Linked DNA regions of Homo sapiens: region 2 is linked to region 1. A link is a loop called in an ENCODE intact Hi-C map of the cell type or tissue named here. Cell type or tissue: heart left ventricle. All regions are shown on one strand. Each heading gives the region's core, and the rest is flanking DNA. Links, peaks and the distances in the headings are about the cores only. Region 1 has its middle 27 kb from the start of MSTN. Region 2 overlaps MFSD6 (major facilitator superfamily domain containing 6).

Region 1 (5,388 bases), core at 59-5,058:
AACCTTCATTCCTGAAATATCTGAACCATTGTGGTTCTTGCTTGGCTTGGTTTGCTCTAATCTTGTAAATTTTACCATGGATATGGAAGGAATTGCTCAGATATGGATATGAAAGGAGTTGCTCAGAGAATGTCTTGCCTTTGAGACATGGTCTTCCCTCTGTTTTGTAGTACCACCACTTTTCCCACTTTATGATTAGGATTAATTGTCCCAGCGAATACAGTAATCCCTTTCTTTCCTTGTTGGTTCAGTGCCTTGAAGACCTCAAAGTGGCTGATGTGGCAGTCTCAGCTTCCATTCAAAGGAACCCTTCTAGTGTTTCCTGGAAAAAGTATTCCTTCCATGGAAACTAAGAGCACAACATTGTGAGGTTGGAAACAAAAGTTATGTGAGTAGGTCATTAGGAATAATAATGGAACCACCAATACTTTTACACTTTCATTTTCAGATCTAAGTATTCTGGCTATGGAAGAAATAGCATTATATATTAGTTGCTGGCTTGGGAAATATACAATAACTTGTGGGACAGCAACCTAGTCTTACAAGTGGCAACATAAGTTGTCAATAGATTATTCTACCATTTAATCAAGTCAGATTTTTCCAACAGACATGAAACCATTTCTTCAACTCAGATTCCTTAAATCTCTCATCAGTGAGACTAGCCAGATCATAGTGGGAGAAAAGAATCCTATGTTCTTAAGCCCACACGTGATCAACATGCCCGTTGCTAGGGCCAAAGTGTTCATGGGCCCATTGTACAAGCGCCAGGGTAGCTAGGGGAGGCAGCTAACTGGCATCCACAGGATTGGCCATACTCTTTACTTGATTACTGAGAATCTGTTTTACAGTGGATGCCTTTTAGTAAGCATTAATTTGGGACACAGATATTCTCACTCTGCTTACTCTGAGAGGCCCGTCCTAAAACTCTTCCTCAGGCCTCCCTTTAACCATTCCTCAAATTCTGTTTTCCAACCCGCTGACTCCTTGGCCAAAGTGCCACTTGCCTGTGAATCAATGTCGATCTCTACTTCTGTCTGTCTTCCAGTTAGGTTTTGAATCATACATCATGAACCCTTCCACCCTGAGGTCTTTCCACCCTGCTCAGGGGCATCCTCAGAGCAGGCTCTATAGTGTTCCCAATTGGTCATGAAACCAATAAACCTCTATAACCTTTCTAGTCAGAATGGGACAATCTTCTATCTTGTTCTTTTTACTTAAAGCCCTCTTCTCCCTTCCTTCTCCAGGGCTCCTACCATAATCTTTTGTATAAAAGATAAGGAGTTTTAAAACCTCAGATGGCTTAAGTTTTCCCCATGCAAAAAATTCCGGACACACACAAAAAAGTAGAAAAGAACCTGGCTACCTGCTTGAATAATTGGAGAGGAAAAAATTACAGAGATCATCCCTGAAACACTGTAAAGTATGTATAGCTGATATTATTATACCTATTTTAAAGATGGCAGAAAGGAAATGTGGAAGGAGTAAAGTGACTTTGCCAAAGCTTCCATAACTACCTAAGAATATGATCAGGGACCAGGATTATGCCTTCTGGTACAGTGAGAGGAGAGTGAATGCACAAACCCCATGATCGTGATATGTCTGGGGACCTCTGATTTAAGGAGTGGAGAAAGAGAAGTATTGATTGGTAGAAGAAAAATGAAGATGCAAAGAGCACTCATGAGTGGGTGGTCCCAGAGCTCTGAGTAGAGGGTAAGAATCAGAGTCAGGCCTTCCAGAAAATCCCAGTATAAGGTCCTTTACCATCGTTTCCTTTTTGTCCCTTTGCTTAGTACATTATCAACAAGTTTTAGAGGCAAAGAATGGAAAAGGACGTAAAAAGAATATCCAAATAAATATTTCAAAAAGATTAAAATAGAGATGTGGAACATAGGTAACCTAGTGAAGGACAGAACTACTTAACATTCCAAAAATAAATTTGAGTCAGATACAAAGTTGTATAAACTCATAAAGGCTAAAGAAAAAAAAAGTATCATGTTAATATCAATTAGAAATTCTCTCTTCGGCAAAATTGAGTTTTAGTTAACTAGATCAAGTGAATATTTTAAAATCAGTGTAAGAGATTTTTCCTGGACATCTCATTTTGTGTGTTATAGATACTTTTATTAGTTGTAACAGAAAACTCCACTGATGGAAACAGGCCCAAGAATTGAGGAGACATCTTTACATTCTGGTAATCCCAGCTGTGTGACCTAAAGCAAGTCATTTAACCTCTCTGGGCCAAAGGCCTGTTTCATCAATTATGAAGTAAGGAGGTTATGCTAAATGTCCTCTAAGCGTTCTCCCAGCTCTCAAAATCAGTTTTTCTATGAAAATTTTAGTTATTCTCATGGAAGCCCTGACTTAGGTTTTTAGTTTAAAAGATAGGCTCCAGCAGGGGTCACTATAGCCACATCGAGCTTTGAGTCCAATGCTCTTTCATGTTGTAGTTGATTGTGTGCAAATCACAGTTACCCTTTGTCTTGATTTTTCCATCTGAGACATAGACTCTCTTTGTACCTAAATGTAATCCAAATCGATCTTCAAATGTACTCAGCATGTCCATTTCAACTAGGTTTTGTTGTTGCTGTTTTTGTTCTCTGATTCTTTTCATTTATTTATTTATTTATTTTTACGCTGAAATTGGAGATCATTTACTTCCTTTGACTCTGGGGTCCTTCAGAAAAATATATTTTATTTGATTAGCTATGTTTAATTTTTTGCCTCTGAGAACTGTGATGAGTAAGTATATTTCTTTAAATATATGAGATTACATTAAAACAAAACACAAAATTCAGTCCTATCCTGAAGGTTTTTAAAAATTCTATGTACACCTGAAAAATGTATTCAGCTCCTTTAGAACCCCTTTTTGAAAATTCTAGAATTCTTCTAATGGCTTCTACTCCTCCATAGTTAACTTGCTACGTACATGAAGCCAGAATAGACTAGTTCATATATCCAAGAGCAGGGTAAGGATTTCAACGCCAGTTCTAATTTCAATATTACATGTTTTTGCCCTAAAAACTTAGTGACTGTACATACACCATAAAGAATTTGAGGATCACTGTTGATGCTCAAAGGTAGACATTCAGCAAAGTGTTACTCCCGAAAAACCACAGGACTCCCCAGAGTCCTAAGTTTTAAGAGTAAGTCTTGAGTCTTACGTCCTAAGTCTTAGGACTCTTGAGGACTATGATTCAATTTAGGACTACTCCAGAGGGGTTCAGTCTGCCCCAAATGCCCTCCACAAATTCCATATACTATGCAAAACCTAACACTGGTTCAATTGTGCTAGGAGTCAAGGAGAGTTAACTTCTTACACCATGCAGAGCAGTGTTTCTAGTCCTTTGGCCTGGTATATATGCCCCTTTCCCCAAACTACTCTACTTAACCTAGAGTAGTTCTTGTAGGTGTATGGTGTGCAAATGTAATCTCATTGTCCCTTTTTTCTCCTTATAACTACCTGCCTGCTCCTTTGGGAGAGACTGATATTACCCTTTTCAATTGCAGCACTCCTGCTGCTGCTGCCATTTCCAATATTATTGTGTTAAAGTCCTCATCTAGGCAGGTAGTTGGGTTTATTTCTAGTTGTTAGCAAGCGAAGAAAGCCTTCTATACACTCCTTTCACAGTAAGTAGGGGATGGCCTGGTGACAAACACAGTGAAAGTGATGGTGTATGACTGCTGAGACTAGGTCATAAAGGGCATTGCAGCTTCTGCCTTGGTCTCTTGGATTGCTCACTGAGAGCCAGCTGCCATGCCTCAAACAGTGCCATGGAGAAGATCTGAGGCCTCCTGTCAATAGCCAGCACCAATTCGCCAGGCACATTAGTGAGATAGCTTCAAAGCAGATTCTTCCCAAGTGGATTGAGTCTCCTCTCCAGACTTCTTCAGAACAGTCTTTTTTCTACTTATGTATAGCCTCAAACAACCACCTCAGTCTTGATTTTATATAACCAAGTTAGCTGCCATAGCTAACTGATCACGTGTCTTTGAGTCCTAGCCTGTGTAAGGTTTGTATCCCTTGCCTGATCATGTGTGAAAGATGGAGGTACATAGTTCAGACAAGGCTCTGATAAAAGGCAGAAGGTGACTCCCAGGGAAAAGTGTGTGAGCTGAACAGGTCCCTCAAATGGTTTCTATCAATGTCCTGTCCTACTTCTCCCCTACCACTAGTACTTTCTTATCACAGTACTAATACTTAGCGCACTGTAGTCTAATTGCCTGCTTATTTTTAATGTCCGCTCTTTTCTGTAGGCTCCTGAAGGGCATGGACTCTAGCTTATTACAGACATACCCTGGCATCTAGCACAATACCTGGCACATAATAGGTAATAACATAAATTTTGTTGTAATAAATGAATAACTTTGTTTCAAAGGTGTAAGCCTTATAAAAAGACTTTGATATTTTTACTGTAGAGTTGCTAACACATTAATAGAAGAACCATCCACACAATTTGAGAACTGAATTTTACTGTTTACCAGTTGACACTTTGCTTCATATTTCTAAGAATAGGAAATGCCTATAAAGTTCAACAATATACTGCCTTTAAAAAGAAACTTTCTAATGCCATGTAAATCAGATAACTTGTCAGCACGTCAGTGGCACATGTCTACATTCAGGGACTGAAACAGAAACTCATTTTAAATTTAATTCTAAAAGACTGAAAAATATTATTACAGAAAGTTCCAGTTTGACACATATGAATTTATTTCAGAAAGTCTGCTATCTCACAGGAATTCTAACACTAGGATACTTTGATAATAACTGAAAGGAATTTATTCAAACTGTACTAAAATATGCTACAAGAGTGACCTACTTTTGAAAGTAAAGAACTGTTTCCTATGTTTCTTAAAGTAGAAGAGAACTTATTTGTATCAAATTAGTAGTTTATCCTCTTTTGTTAAACACACACACACACAAGTAGCCCAAATAGAACCATTTTAAGAACTGAAGAGGCCATGTAATCTACTTTATTGATTACAAAGCCTAATTGATTGTGTAAATTATGTCTTAAATTTCTAGAGGCCAAACTTTCGATCTTGAGTTTGTACCAGAATATCCCTGTGATCCCTTTCAACTACAGAATTTTAGGATTCTAATTATAAACACAGAAAATATAAATGTGCTTAAAATTCTTGGTTTCTAAAATAGTTTTTAATACTTGAAATAATATGATTACAAAGTAATACATATTCATCACAGAAAATTTATAAAATATAGAAAACACAAAGCCAAAACTAAAAATCACTCATAATTCCTTTATTCAGGAGTAATTAATATTAATATTTTTGTTTATCTACTCAGTAAATAAACAAATTGACTGACTACAATATCTTCCTCAGAAATTAAATATTTTTACACATTTTTAAATGACTTATCATTAAACA
Region 2 (5,388 bases), core at 88-5,087, 410 kb after region 1:
TATGCAGGTGGCCTCACCTGAAAAATAAGTCTAAAAGTGTGATTTTTCTTGTCCCCAGAGGAGTGATCTTTCCTGAGTAAAGTTAAAGCATGTTGATAAAAGTGTGGATAATTGTACAGGTGTATCCCGACTTTGGAAAATGAGTGTAACTTCTATAAACAATTTAGCCAAAGAAATAGGCTCAGTTCCCCCATCTCATGATAATCACTCCCTTTTATTTGATAAGTCACGTCAGCTTTGTCTGGAGTAGCTTCAGAGGACACATAAAAATAAAGGGGAAAGATTTAAAAATAAGGGTCATTTGAGTAATTCCCCTTTCAGAAAATTTGTTGAACTGTTAATTAATCTCACTTTGTAAGCTAACATAAAATCTTTGTGAAATTTTAACCAAATCTGGTTCTTTACTGATAACCATATGCATGCTAGTCCATGCATGATCCTATTTATTAATTTATCAAGATAATAAACTCACATCATTACTCTGCTCAGTCAAGAACCAGATATTGTGGTGGGAGATGCATATGGAGGATTTTAATACCTTAAAGCAAGAAGACTAAACAGGAGAAAGGATGATTTTAATATCTGCTGCTTGAGTAGCAATATTTTCATTACTTTGTGTACTCATCCTCATTTTCACAGAAGCCACATAAAATTTTTGATGTGGCGCTTTTTTTCTGGTATGTTAGGATTAATAAATTTTTTTCTGGGCTGGGCATGGTGGCTTATGCCTGTAATCCAAGCACTTTGGGAGGCCGAGGTGGGTGGATCACGAGGTCAGGAGTTCAAGACCAGCCTGGCCAAGATGGTGAAACCCCGTCTCTACTAAAAATATAAAAATTAGCTGGGCATGGTGGCGGGTGCCTGTAATCCCAGCTACTATGGAAGGCTGAGGCAGAGAATTGCTTGAACCCAGCAGGAGGAGGTTGCAGTGAGCCAAGGTCACGCCACTGCACTCCGGCCTAGGCGACAGAGTGAGACTCCGTCTCAAAATTATAATAACAATAATAAATAAATAAATAAAATGTTTCTGGTATGTTAGGATTAATAAAAACTGGCAGGTATGCTGTAGTTATTCTTAGAAGTCATTATACTAAGTTTCTTTTTCTTTCATTGTAGAATCACAGAAATGAACATTTTTATTTGGGTGTTCAGCCAAAAAGTGATGGGTACTAATTTGGGGGAGAATCCATTTAAATTTTTTTTTATTTGTACAACCAATATGGCATTTATGGAAATTGCTGCTGGTGATGTTCTACTCATGGTTATTTACAGTTGGTTACACAAGTGCTTGTTTACATTCACTTCTTTATGTGGATGTTCTGTCTTATCTAACTTTTGGTGCACATTTTGAAATACCAAATATATATCAGGACTCTTAATTACAGGACATTCTTTCCCAGCTCTGCCTCCAAGGATAAGAACCCCTTATTTACCTCCTGTTAGACAAAGTGTCTTCTGGCTCTTGGATTCTGTGGTCTTAGCAAGCGGCCTGAGTTTCAGTTATTCCATAGTGCTTGCCCAGCGACTTGCCACATGGCTTGGGGGGCTCAGTAAATATTTGCTGATGTAAACTGTTTACCAAGTACTAACAGACATTTTGGTAGTAATGTTCCTTTTTCCACAAGACACGTCTGCTTATAGTGTTTGTGTTTTTCATGCGGCTCTGGCAGTTGCACATAGGAAAGGAGATGAAAGGTAAGACATTCTATCCTTATTCCTCTATTACTTGGTCCCTGAAATGGGCACTTCCGGATGATCTCCCCATGTTTCCTGTCTTACTTGAAAGCATATATAAAAAGTTGGATTTATTTGCTATCACTGATCATGGGGCATCTCCTGTTTTTTACCTCCAGGGGACCAATGAGAATAGGGAAAATTCTCCTGCTGGTAGAGCCCAGCCTGTCCCATGTGAGACTCACTCTGACCCATCTAGAAACCAGCCATCCCCTGACGCAGCAGCATCTCAGACGCAGACCAGCCCCGCTCACCCCAGTGTGGACCCGTGCACAGAGGAGAGTGAAGAGCAGCAGGCTCAGCTGGCCGCGGGAGGACACTGAGGGCATCCTGCTCATCTCACACCCTGCATGGAATCAGGCTCCTCAGCCAGGACACAGGGTGAGGCCCCCCAGCCAGGATATGCCTCCCCTGGAGGAGCACAGCACTGCATATGCTTCTAAATATCTAAACTCATTAACATGGAAACACACACACAGGAGCTACAGTACATATTGGCAGGAAAAGGTAAACTTTCGTAATCTCATTGGAATTACAACAGGGAAATGGAGTTCAATGAGGACTTTCAGTTCTTTGCTTGGTTAGGTTAAGGATGATAGAATTTCTCTGCCAGTGCAGTAAGAGTTGAAACCGGCAGTTACACTAAGTAAGTGGAGGGAATGAAAGTGTTTCGAGGTGAATGTGGATATAATTTCCCTCTTCTGATTATTTATTCTTATTTGGTTCCTAACACAAACTGGGAAGAGATAGAATTCATCTATACTTTCTTTTTTCTTGGAGAGAACCGTTTAAAAAATTACAAGATATATTTAAAAAGTAACCAGATAAAAGTAGCACATGTGCTTTTGTTAAAAATAAAGTTAAAAGTTAAAGTTAAAAAATGAAGTTAAAAGTTTCATCAGAAACTTTACATATCTTTAGCAAATATATTTTTATATGTGTATGGCATATAATGGAAATAATTCTTTGAGCAACAGAAGCTATTATTAACTACTGCAAGCTAAGCCGAGCTTAAAAATGCCTTTTGTTTTAAATGGGCTTTGAGAAAAAAAACAGAAACAAGCGATTATTTCAAATCAACCAACCAACTCAGTATCCTGTGTTTTGATAGACAAGAGTTTACTAAATATATTGATACTGTAAATAGCCTCTCTCGCTATTTACTATCTTATAGTAATTCAGGCTCTAATTAGCTGAGGGAATGAAACACACAAAAATCACTGAATTCCTAAGAGTTCCTTAAATAAGCAGTACTAGTTACAAATCACAGTATAAGATTTAAGTGCCTGGGGGAAGGATACAATTTTTAGAAATTACATATTGGGTCAGTTTTGTTTTGTTTTTGGTGAGGAAAAGGTGGTAAATAGGAAACCATGAATGGGAAGGATGGCAATAAGTAGCAACTATACTTTCCAATGACTAAAGAAAGAAAATCTCAGTATATTCGTTCTCATGAAGACACAGTCAGACACTGGACAATGTAATGTATGCAACTGCAAACGTTACAACTGCAGCCAGAACAATGGCTGGGTGGATCGCACGTAAAGCTTGCCACTAAAAATCAAAGCAGAGGTTAACAGGAAACCTGGGGGGAGTGTGGAAAAGGGAAAACTGTTTTAGCTGAATAAAGGTGAATTATATAATTTATAATAGCTGTGGATGAGCACAGGAGAGAGAGGAAAGAAAAGAACAGTCGAAATGAGCAACTCACCTTACCCTCTGACCCTGATTAGACAGGATCAATTGTAAAGTGAGGGCTTCTCCATGACACCATAGTTCTGCCCAATACTGCATTTGGGATAAGAAATTCTACACTTGGATGTCTCGCTTCACAATAAAACACAGCTTAAAAATAAAATAACTGAAAGAAATAGAATTCAGCAAATAGTTATTTTTTGCACTTGAACTGAAACGTACTGTACTGTAAATTATGACTCATTTTAAGTGACCTTTAAAATCAGATGTATTTATTATGCTTGTGTAATTATAGAAATAAAGAAATGGGTGACAGGCTTAACCTCACCTATGAATGTACAGTATGTGGATTTGTGAAACTGACTGTAGGAAGTCAAAAACTTGTACTGTATCTTGTGTTTACAGTTCTGATTTATTCCTTTGAAAAGCCTGCTGTTTTGGAAATGCACAGTTGACATGTTGAAATAAAAATGAATACCATTTTTAAATGTTTCTTAAATGATAAAGATGTGACCAAACAAAAGTCCTATACTCTAATGAATGAGACCAAATTCAACATGCCTTTGTTATGGAACATTTACTGTGACAGCAGAATCGATAATGCAGTCATTTCCAGCCTTGTGAGCTGACACCTTCATGGGTTTGTGGACTTTGTGACTTTTTCTTCCTGTCCCCAAAGTGCCATATGCTACCTTAAAAAATATTAAAGTGAATTCAAATTACATTTTGATTTGAGATTTTGTAACCCCTCTTGAGATCCCTCAACACACACAGGGGTGTCACAGAGCCCAGGCTGGTAATCACTGCCTTAATGACTTACTTCCTACTCTTTCTCCTATGGTTGTAGAAACAGTAAATTACCGAGTGCTGAGCTTGTGTGGATCCAAAGTGGTTAACTGCTAATTATTGAACTATTCCTCAAGTTTTAGGAATAGATTATAATACATACATTGTCCAGCAGGCAGTAAACCTCATGAAAAGTGTTAAGGAATTCACAGGAAGAGCAACCCTGCTTTACTGGCTTATTAATCCTGCCATGGGTCACATGAAGTGGATAGCTGGCTAATAGCTTCCCTCTAATTGGCAATTCCTTCCAGTACTGCTGAGGTACTGAGACCATTACTTAGGCAATATTCCTCTCTGCCAATTTGGAGTTCAGCAGGGAATCTAGGAAAAGGGAACCACATCCGTGGATATTGGGTGCTTGTAGTGTGCTGATGAGATTATCATTTTGCCCTTAACAAAAACTGGAGGTGTTCCTATCACTATCCCCATTTTAAACAAGAGAATTCTGAAGCTAACAGTTTAAGTTATGAGATCAAGGTCACAAAGCCAGGATTCAAACTCAAATCTTCCTAATGTCAAAGCCCTGGTCCGCTTAGCACCTTACCCCACCCCAGGAGGCAGGGAGGCCATTCCCTGCATCTGTTATGGCAGAGGAAGCCATAAAGCAGCCCAGCCTGAACCATTACCATACATGCCTGATATGTGTATGTGTGTGGTTGTATTTCCATTTAGGATTTCTAGATATTCCTAGATTCCTAGAAATGCTTCAAATTCCTGATGCTTTGTGAAATGTAGGTACACCAGACCCTTTACACTCTGCAGGTGAGTTGGCTGGACTGATAACTGCACAGGAAACCCAGAGGTTGGTAGGGACTCTGGCCAGGGCCATGGAAATCAGGAAGGGAAAGCAGACACACCCACAGCTCTGTACTGTCCGGTAGGACTTACTGGGAAGATGGGAAGTTCTCTATTTACACTGTCCAGGATGGTAACCATAAGCCATATGTGGCTATTAAACAACTGACATGTGGCTAATTTTCTGGGGAATTAGGTTTCTAATTAATTTTAAATAGCCACACGTGGCTCAAGGCTACCATACTGGACAGCACGGGTATACAGGAAGAGATCCTTTCGGGAGATCTCTGGGCCTGTTTCCTCAGCTTCAGTGTGAGA

Evidence for each region. Hi-C counts contacts between places; a loop is a spot of excess contacts. Peaks named below come from ENCODE experiments on the same cell type or tissue, not always from the same donor. Only the 100,000 strongest peaks of a DNase experiment are listed, where the experiment ranks them.
Region 2: a loop joins it to region 1, with 4 times the contacts of the local background. A loop is called at or near these places in 43 of 110 quality-filtered maps.

The regions. Positions count from the first base shown.
Region 1 is chr2:190,086,643-190,092,030 of GRCh38, forward strand. It overlaps a transcript of AKAP19 not described here. Among named protein-coding and RNA genes, the nearest start is that of MSTN, 27 kb to the left of the region's middle. In heart left ventricle, for the core only: a CTCF peak has its summit at 2,402 (motif pointing right); no DNase peak of the experiment used is centred there.
Region 2 is chr2:190,498,162-190,503,549 of GRCh38, forward strand. MFSD6 (major facilitator superfamily domain containing 6) reads left to right here. Exons shown (of 8, transcript NM_017694.4): 8 at 1,854-4,153. The coding sequence ends at 2,057. It also overlaps a transcript of NEMP2 not described here. Among named protein-coding and RNA genes, the nearest start is that of NEMP2, 34 kb to the right of the region's middle. In heart left ventricle, for the core only: no CTCF peak of the experiment used is centred there; a DNase peak (open chromatin) is centred at 2,029.